3 separate regions of the Homo sapiens genome follow, and all the other regions are linked to region 3. A link is a contact called in ENCODE Hi-C or POLR2A ChIA-PET data. All regions are on one chromosome and are shown on one strand. Each heading gives the region's core, a stretch centred on a gene start or an enhancer-like site at or near the end of the contact. The rest is flanking DNA. Distances are from core to core; before and after follow the strand shown.

Evidence for each region. A loop is a pair of places that touch in the nucleus more often than their neighbours do. ChIA-PET counts read pairs that join two places held with the same protein, here RNA polymerase II (POLR2A). Pooled maps may share reads with other maps.
Region 1: a map of naive thymus-derived CD4-positive, alpha-beta T cell shows a loop between it and region 3 (14-fold over the local background). The contact joins the promoter of ZFAND2B here to the promoter of ZNF142 in region 3. A Hi-C loop is called at or near these places in 1 of 168 maps with a recorded cell type or tissue (naive thymus-derived CD4-positive, alpha-beta T cell), 2 of 37 single-sample maps with no recorded cell type and 9 of 50 pooled maps. POLR2A ChIA-PET finds 5 or more read pairs at or near these places in 1 of 52 experiments (OCI-LY7).
Region 2: a map of naive thymus-derived CD4-positive, alpha-beta T cell shows a loop between it and region 3 (13-fold over the local background). The contact joins the promoter of DNAJB2 here to the promoter of ZNF142 in region 3. A Hi-C loop is called at or near these places in 1 of 168 maps with a recorded cell type or tissue (naive thymus-derived CD4-positive, alpha-beta T cell), 1 of 37 single-sample maps with no recorded cell type and 8 of 50 pooled maps. POLR2A ChIA-PET finds 5 or more read pairs at or near these places in 3 of 52 experiments (OCI-LY7, activated CD4-positive, alpha-beta T cell and activated T-cell).

Annotation. Positions count from the first base shown.
Region 1 is chr2:219,205,332-219,208,031 of GRCh38, reverse strand. ZFAND2B (zinc finger AN1-type containing 2B) reads right to left here and starts at 1,250. Exons shown (of 9, transcript NM_138802.3): 1 at 990-1,250; 2 at 611-705; 3 at 253-384; 4 at 1-145. The coding sequence starts at 1,044. RefSeq lists enhancers at 1-291, 1,409-1,658 and a silencer at 959-1,358.
Region 2 is chr2:219,277,672-219,280,615 of GRCh38, reverse strand. DNAJB2 (DnaJ heat shock protein family (Hsp40) member B2) reads right to left here and starts at 1,250. Exons shown (of 9, transcript NM_006736.6): 1 at 1,098-1,250; 2 at 718-818; 3 at 1-38. The coding sequence starts at 782. RefSeq lists silencers at 926-1,405, 2,647-2,849 and an enhancer at 2,426-2,944.
Region 3 is chr2:218,658,173-218,660,872 of GRCh38, reverse strand. ZNF142 (zinc finger protein 142) reads left to right here and starts at 1,250. Exons shown (of 11, transcript NM_001379659.1): 1 at 1,250-1,504; 2 at 1,743-1,893; 3 at 1,997-2,172. It overlaps BCS1L (BCS1 ubiquinol-cytochrome c reductase complex chaperone), which reads right to left and starts at 1,190. Exons shown (of 8, transcript NM_001079866.2): 1 at 1,130-1,190. RefSeq lists enhancers at 1,067-1,196, 2,007-2,126.

The sequences.
Region 1 (2,700 bases), core at 1-2,500, 550 kb before region 3:
GGCTGGTTGGGTGCCCCTCCCCAGAGCAATCATGGTCCAGTGGATGCCGGTGCTTGATGCAGAAGTTTCGGCTACAGCGTTCACAGGTCAGTTTCATCATTTCTCGCTGCCGGCAGCCAGCGCGTTCACACTTATTGGTGAAGATCTGAGGTGAAGTGAGAAGGTTGTCTCTGCTGAGACTCTGATTAGCTGTTTGGGTTTCCAGGCATCCGTAGTCCCAGCTGGGTTGTGGCTGACCCCTACAATGTTTACCTTACGTTTTTGCTGTGCTGGATCAGAGCGACAGTCTCTGTCAATGTGCTCTCCCACAGCACGGTCAGGGGGCTCCCCTCTGGCCACAGGCACAGGCACATTACAGAGAGGGCACACAGGTACCTGGATATCCTGTAGTCAAGGAGCAAGGGTCAGTCTGTGGCCCACTCCAGTCCAACAAATCTCTGGTCCTGAAAGAACTTGGATATGACCCACCACAAACACGCAAAAAAACAGTGTTTCCCAGCACTGACAGCCTCAGAAGGACAAAAGGGAGAAGAAACGTGAGACACAGATTTGGGGGATTCTGCACGCATTCTCCATCTGCCTGCTTTCACCCTGAGGATCGCCCCCTCACCTTTTGGTAAGCAGATCCACAGTGATGCTGGGCGTAGGCCACATGGTCTGCGCAGAAGATGCCTGAGCAGGCATCACACTTAAGCGGCAGAAAATCTGCAAAGAGTTGGTCGGATTGCAGGTCCAGCGGGACCTCGATGTCCTTCTCTCTCACTCAAGTCTTCCACTCGGGAAGGAAAACGCCACCCTATTTTCGACACACCGCCCCTTCCCAAGCCCATTACCTCCTTGGCCACGCCCCCTCTGCCGCTGACCACCCCCCCCCAGCTTCAAGCCCCGCCCCCCGGCATTGCCAGCCTGGGAGCCCACCCTTCCCTCCCAACCTGCGGTTCAAAGTCCCTGTCCGCTGGGCCCCGCCCCCCGCGCGCTCCGCCCCTCACCCAAGCGCTGACAGCTCGGCTCCGAACAGTGAGCGCCGAGGTCCGGAAACTCCATCGCCAAGCCGGGCAGGGTCTGCTAGGAGAAGCGACGAGTGCTGAGCGTCTTTAGGGCTCGTGCTCGAAGTCCGCACCGCGACCCCGCACTCTGGCGGGCTCCCTGCCCCGCCCCTTCCTCTCCCCCGCCCAGCCCGGGTTACCGGAGCCCCCGCGCCAGCCGGCCCCCGGCGCCCGCTCCTCCCTCGGCGCGCGCGGCGCGCTGACGTCATCCCGCAGGGCTGGCGCGTCCGGCGCAGTCTCCGGGCAGCCGGGGAGGGCCTCGGTTGAGCCCCGCCCCGCCTCGCCTTGCTCTAGAAGGCTGAGTCGGAAGACTGTCCCGAGGCGAGAGGGTGTTGATGCGCGGCTCCGCCACCCTGGGCGCGGGCGTAGCTCCGCAGAGGAAGGCCAGCGAAGGCAAAGACGGATATCTTGGGGGATGGAAGGCTGGGTGGTTTGGGGTCTTTCACAATTCGGTCCTTAGCCCGCTTCACACACGATGCCCTCCTCCTGGCCATTTTGTTCACGGCCACGGCTGCCCTTCGCCTCCACGAGCTGACAGCTCCTGTATTTCTCTGAAGTACAGACGTCTCTAGAGCTGCAGATCCCTCCTCAGTCTGAACTAGGCGCACCTGCTATGTGATCTTACTTCTTCCATTCTAGCACCCATATCACTAATGCGACCAACCCCTATATGAGCATACTGGGAAATCAGGAACCACGTCTACCTTGTTTCGTGTTAGGTCCCAGCACCTAACAGTGCCTAGAACAGTGTGGTCCTCAGTCTTTAGTGTGAATCCAAATCGCCTACGGAGCTAGTTTAAAATGCGGATTTCCGGGCCCTGGAGCTTCTAATTCAGTAGGAAGCACCTGAAGGAATTCTGACACAGATTGCCATGCACCACACTCTGAAAAACCCTAGCCTAGAATATTCTTAGTAATTATTGAATGTAGCCAGGACTACAGGCACAAGCCACCGTGCTCAGCTAATTTTTAATTTTGTAGAAATGGGGTTGGGGAGGGGTCTCTCTTTGTTGCCCAGATTGGTCTCGAACTCCTGGCCTTAAGTGATCCTCCTGCCTTGGCCTCCCAAAGTGCTGGGATTACAGACGTGAGCCACCACACCTGACCAATATAATTTTTTTTTTTTTGAGACACAGTGTCACTCTTGTCACCCAGGCTGGAGTGCAGTGGCATGATCTCGGCTCACTGCAACCTCTGCTTCCCGGGTTCAAGCGATTCTCCTGCCTCAGCCTCCCAAGTAGTTGGGACTACAGGTGCACACCACTGCGTCCAGCTAATTTTTGTATTTTTAGAGACGGCGTTTCACCATGTTGCCCAGGCTGGTCTCGAACTCCTGACCTCGTGATCTGCCCGCCTCGGCCTCCCAAAGTGCTGGGATTACAGGCATGAGCCACCACTCCCAGCCAATATTCTTTTTATTTTAAATTGCATCCAGGACTTTATAAATGCTTTTATTTTGTTTCAATATATAACTGTCAGATTTCAAATAATTTTTTCCCAGTCTCATTATAATCATTTGGTTCTAAGAATTTTGTTTATTCATTTTTTTTCCTCTCTATATTCATCAGTACAATTTAGAATTGTAGGCTTCCAGTCCCGGCATGGTGGCTGACGCTTGTAATTTCAGCACTTTGGGAGGCTGACGCAGGAGGAT
Region 2 (2,944 bases), core at 1-2,500, 620 kb before region 3:
TTTTGTCTGGGTGCCACTGGAGAGCCTTGCGCCGATACCTGCAGAAAGTGGGTGCAGAGGAGAGAGTCGGGGGACAAATGCAGGCACTTCCCACCCAGGAACCGAACGACCTGTTTTCCCATTAGCCTATCACTGTCCTTTCACCCCCGGGTCCCAGTCCACCCCAGCTGCTAGGGCTGCCGCTGCTGTGATATTTTCATCAAGTTCCACCCTCTCTCCTCCGCCACCAGTGCTGGGACCACATGTACAAGCGGATACAATGCCAGGGTCCCTAGCCCCTCCCTAGGGCTCACTGGACTGGGGCTGCAAAGGTTGGGGCACATGTGGCCTCGAAGAGTACAGGGACACCGGCCCCTCCTCCTCATAGAGCCTCTTTGCACTGCATCTTTGCACTGCAGCCTGAGAATGCCCAAATCTAGGGGGAAGGGGGAGGGGAGGGGAAAGGAGGAGGAGGAGGAGGAGGAGGGGAAGATCAACTGGAGAACAACCCATAACACAGTGCAGCTCCCAGAGGAACTAACTACTTCACTCTCTGGACGTTCTCCTTGTACTCTACCAGGGGTCTCTTTCCTCCCTGCAGGTGTCACTCGGAAGAAGCACCCCAGTGCTTTCTAACGACCTGGTTCCCTCAGACACCTACAGGTGTCACTCTGAAGTGCCCCATGGTGGTGGCGGGTGGAGGGTGAGAGGTCTTCTGTTGCATACGGAGGCACTTACGCCTTCTTGATGTCATCAGCGGACGCACTTCGCGGCACGTCTAGGATCTCGTAGTAGGATGCCATGGCAACTGGTCAGTCGTCAGGCGGGCCTCCTTGGGGCTGCAGAAGAGAAGGAGTCAGGCGGAAAGAACCAAGAGCCCCACCCTGTGGCTGCAGCAGTCCCCCTCCCCGGGTGGCGGAAGGCGCTCCCAGTTGGAAGCGGAGCACACCGGGCTCTGCTTGCGGCCGGTGACTAGGCTCCCTCCGGCAGCCTTATCTGCCCCCGCAGGCCGGGGCCAAGAGCTATCTCGACGCCCAGGCCCAGGAGCCCTATCGGGGCCCCCCAACTCCAGCAGTCCGATCCAGGGCCCCCAGCCTGACCCGGGCCCCCGGCCGCACCTCCTCCGCCAGGAGTCCCGGCCTCCTGCGGCGCCCCGCCCCTGCCCCCCGCCGGGAACCGTCTGGCACCCGCAGCCCGGCTCGCGGCTGCTGCGTAGGACGCGCCCGGCCCAGCTGTGCGCGCAGGCATGCGTCAGCGGTGCGGAAACTACTAGAGACGGGGAGAAGGCCGGCTCCGCCTGTCCCCTGGGGGGGTGGGGGCCTGCAGGGGCTGCCGGGAGAAGAGGGCGGAGCCGGCTATTTTGGGCACACACCAGGACGACGTCAGCCCCAGCTGGGACCTGGGAGACTGCGGCCCCGCCTCCATCCAAGCGAGAAGCGCTCGCACGGAGGCTGGGGCAGCCCACAAACAAGCCGCTCGGCCCCCAGGTTCCTCTGTCACTTTCTTATAAACATGAGCGATGATCCATGCTTACTCACCCACCTCGAGGACTCAGACTCTTCCCTCCCTCCCCCCACCACGGTTCTAACTCCTCCCCCTTCTTCAGCTCCCAGCTCCAGCCCCAGGTCCCCCAGCAGGCTGCCCTGGCTTTCCTGAGTAGGTCAGAACTGCCTTTTACAGCATCTCGTGGCATTTCCTTCATCAGGCTTGTTAGAGCCACAAATTAGCATTTATTGGTTTGATTATTTTTTATTACCATTCACCTCCCCCACTAGAATGTCGATTTCACAGGACAGGAATTGTGTGTTTTTTCTCACTGGTCTATTAGAGCAGTCGTAGGGGTTCAAAACTACCCGTGGGATGAATAAATAATGAACACCTGCAAACCTCTTGTTGACAGTTTTGACACATTTGGGGGAGGTGAGGTAAAGGGGGCCGTACAACGGAATTCCCCAGGTTCAAGTCTTCCCAAACTGATCCTGAGTAGGCCTATTCCACTTCAAAATGCTCCCTGGGTTCAGGCCTCATTGGAGAGTTAGGAAACCTTCCAGAACTGGCTCCTGCTTGATCCCATCCAGGCCAATCCAAAGGCGTTAGCTGAGCATTTTTCTGCATTCAAGATGCTGCCAGGCCGTATAAAGAAGAATGTGGCCCAAGCCCTGCCTTTGCAGAGCTTGAACTTGATAAGATACCAGCCCATCAGTGTAGCCCGCTGGGAAACCCGAGGCTTTGGAAACAGAGTACAACCTGGCATTACTGTGAGACTTGGGAAAATCTCTGAGCACTCTTTTTTTCTCACTAAATATAGGTAGTGCCTAGGGTTGTTTGAAAGTCAAATGAGACATGGTACGAATTAGGTGTTACTGCGGTCCTGCTGGCATCGTGATTGGCTCAAGCAATAATGGTTATGTGAGTCCAGAAAAGTGCTTTAGGCTGGGGGACCCAGGAATACTTCGCCAACGAGAAGGGTTTGAGGCGGACGTGAGAGAAGAAGGTGGTGTGAGTGTCCTGGTTTCCTGGCTGCCCACCATCAGAACCTCCTGCCTACATTTGGGGAATTCCCATCGCAAGGGCCCTAATGGAAAGCAGGCCACCATTTGCCACAAAGCCCCAATGCTTGCTCTCCCTGACTCGGCTCTGGGGTTGCAGGCAGAAGACATGAGCTCCGCCAATCGGATGCTCCAACTGGGACTTTGAATCTGGAGCAAGTCACGGAATAGCAAGGCTGGTTTAGGAATTCATTTCTGCGGCGGCGGTGGAGGCGATGGGGCCAACAGCGGCCTCTAGTGTCTGGAGGAGGAAGTGTCAGCGCTACTGCCGCAGGTGAGGGACGAGAGTAGGAGGATCACTGCGGAGGGTGGAGGGGACAGGAGTCTCCTACACAGGCTGTCCTGTGCCCAACCTTGACTGTGGTACTGGCTGCCCAGCTTCCCTAGGTGCCTGTCTGATTGCTGACCCTTGTTTG
Region 3 (2,700 bases), core at 1-2,500:
CCACAGGTCAGCATTACTGTGTGGGTCAATACCCTCCTTTTGTGGGGTAAGGGTGGTATTGGAATGCAAGGGTGGAGGCTCCAGGTCCCTCATCCCATTTTGTCCTTCATTAGTCTACTCATACCTGTTTCCTACCAGAGGACCATGTCTGGAGATGCCTTAAACCAAAAAGAGCTATATAAACAGGCTTCACATCAGGGTAATGGATGGACAGGATTTTTGTGGTCCCTGGGACCAGCTATGATAAAAAGGGGTCCATTGGCTGCAGTCAGCAAGGGAGAAGCGTCCGTTGACTTGTCAGTAACCCTATGTCTTGTTATGAGTAATGTCCTTCAAATATCCTCCCCCTTACGTCCCCAATATTTAACGTCTTGTTTAGACCTTTATTACCTCCCACCTAAACTGTCTTTAAAATCGTAGTTCTTGAAATGGCATTTTAATAGGTCTTCACCTCCTGCTTCACGGAACATCTACACAAGGGTCCAGATCTTTCATCATAGGGATCAGCTCCAATACCATATCTCTCTCTGCTCCAGCACCTTCAATGGCTGGCTCCCAGCAGACCCCTGAATTGGGTATAAACTCAGCCTGGTACTCAAGGCTCTCTACAATACGGCGCCCACCTACCTTTCATGGATTAGCTCCTAACACTACCTGTTTAGCAAATATGCAAATACGCAACAAATATGTTCAACAAGTAAGCAACCTCCCAACTCCTTGCTCATGCAGTGCTCTTGGCTCGGAATGCCCGTTCTTTTCTCCCTCATTCTCCCCAAATGAAAATCTGCCCATCTGCTACTTTCTCCACGGATCGTCACATCGTAGACAATAAGATCCTGAGGGACAAGAGCAAAGTTGTTTCTAGTACACCTCTCCTCCAACCCCGAACCCCGGCCACTTTGCCCTGCGCCTGGCATGCAGGGAGGTGAGCTGACAGCAGTGACCTCGGCTGAGCCTCAGAACTGGGATCCAGAATTCCAAAACACCTATGCATGGAAGGCCACAGACAAAGCTCTCCCGTCCCCGGCCCCTCCGCGACACCCAGGAACCCCCTCCTGAACCTCGCCCACACCCCAGCTCGCGCCTCCAGCCACATGGTTTGGGGTAACCCGTCACTCAGCCCTCTCACCGCCGTGACTCTCTGGCCCTCCGTCTCGATGGTTTCACCGCGCCTGCACCTTGGGGAAGCTGCGTTCGGCCCCGCCCCGGGTCCTTTCATCTACTTCCCGCCACACCCACAGAGAAGCCCACGCCACTCTACCCCAGAGCTCTCGATGGTGCTTCTCCGGCTTCAGGGCTGGAGTGGGGGTGGAGGGCGGGAAAAACCACAGAGACAAAACATAGAGTACCCCGGCAGCCGGCAAGAGGAAGAGAGAGTGGCTTCCACATCCCCAATATCCTAGAGGCGGCTGAGCCGGAGGCGGTCGCACAAAGCGGGCCCCGGGGGCCGTTCCAGCCGCGGCCGACCATAGAGATGCGGCTCCCGCCGGCTCTGGGTCTGGAGGTGAGTGAGCGGCTGCGGGGCGGAACTGGGAAGGGAATGCGGGTGGAGCGAGCTGGAGGCAAAGTTTTTCGAGCCCCGGGATCAGGGTGGGCCTGGGCGCTGGGAACTCTCGGAAGGAGGTACTGAAGGGAGCACCCAGACGAGCTGGGCCCCGGCGCTGCAGTCGCGTCACGGTTCTGGACCCCGCCCGGGTACCTGCTGCTCTCAGGACAAAATCATGACGATGCTCCATCCCAAGCCTTCCAGGTTACAAACCGCCTTTCCAGTTCGCTGGCTCTTATGATCCAGCTCCTGCCCGACGATGTGGACACTGTCATCACCTCCATTTTACAGATAGGAAAGCTGAGGCCCAGAGAAGCGAAGCGACTGTGTCTGTCCAAGACCACGCGGTGAGTCAGAGCCAGAGGCAGGTGGGAACCTGGGTCGCTAGGCCGGGGCCCGTTGTTTCTCCAGGCCTTCTCTCTGCCTTAGTCTGTCCTTTCTCTTCCTCAGCCCTCCTGCCCGGAAGATAAGCGTATTTCTTCTCTGGTGCCCACCTGTCTCCTACCTCACCCTGCCCTCCCGCAGGTGAAGGTTCTTAATCTTGACGGCTCAGCGTCCTCCTTGGCTCCCCCCGGAGGCCATGTATGGTCAAGCTTGAAGATTCCCCAGAACAGCGATAATATTCAGTAAGTGGAGGCTGCAGTTTCCAGAGAATCCCTCTGACCACGGGAGTGCACTTTCCAGCCACCTTGTGAATCCCTGTGATCTGTTGTTTTGAGTCCATGGGATTCTGGAAATAGGGACTATCAGATTGCAGGATCTTGGTTTTTGTTTGTTTTTTTTTTGAGACGGAGTTTCGCTCTTGTTGCCCAAGCTGGGGTGCAATGGTGCGATCTCGGCTCACTGCAACCTCCGCCTCCCGGGTTCCAGCGATTCTCCTGCCTCAGCCTCCCGAGTAGCTGGGATTACAGGCGTGTGCCACCACACCCTGCTGATTTTTTGTATTTTTAGTAGAAACAGGGTTTCACAATGTTCGCCAGGCTGGTCTCGAACTTCTGACCTCAGGTGATCGGCCCGCCTTGGCCTCCCAAAGTGCTGGGATTACAGGCCTGAGCCACCGCGCCCGGCCTGGTTTCTTCTTCTTTTTTTCTTTTTGCATCTTGTCTGTGACTCAATTTCATGAAGTGATTCCCATCATTCTTATTAATTACTAA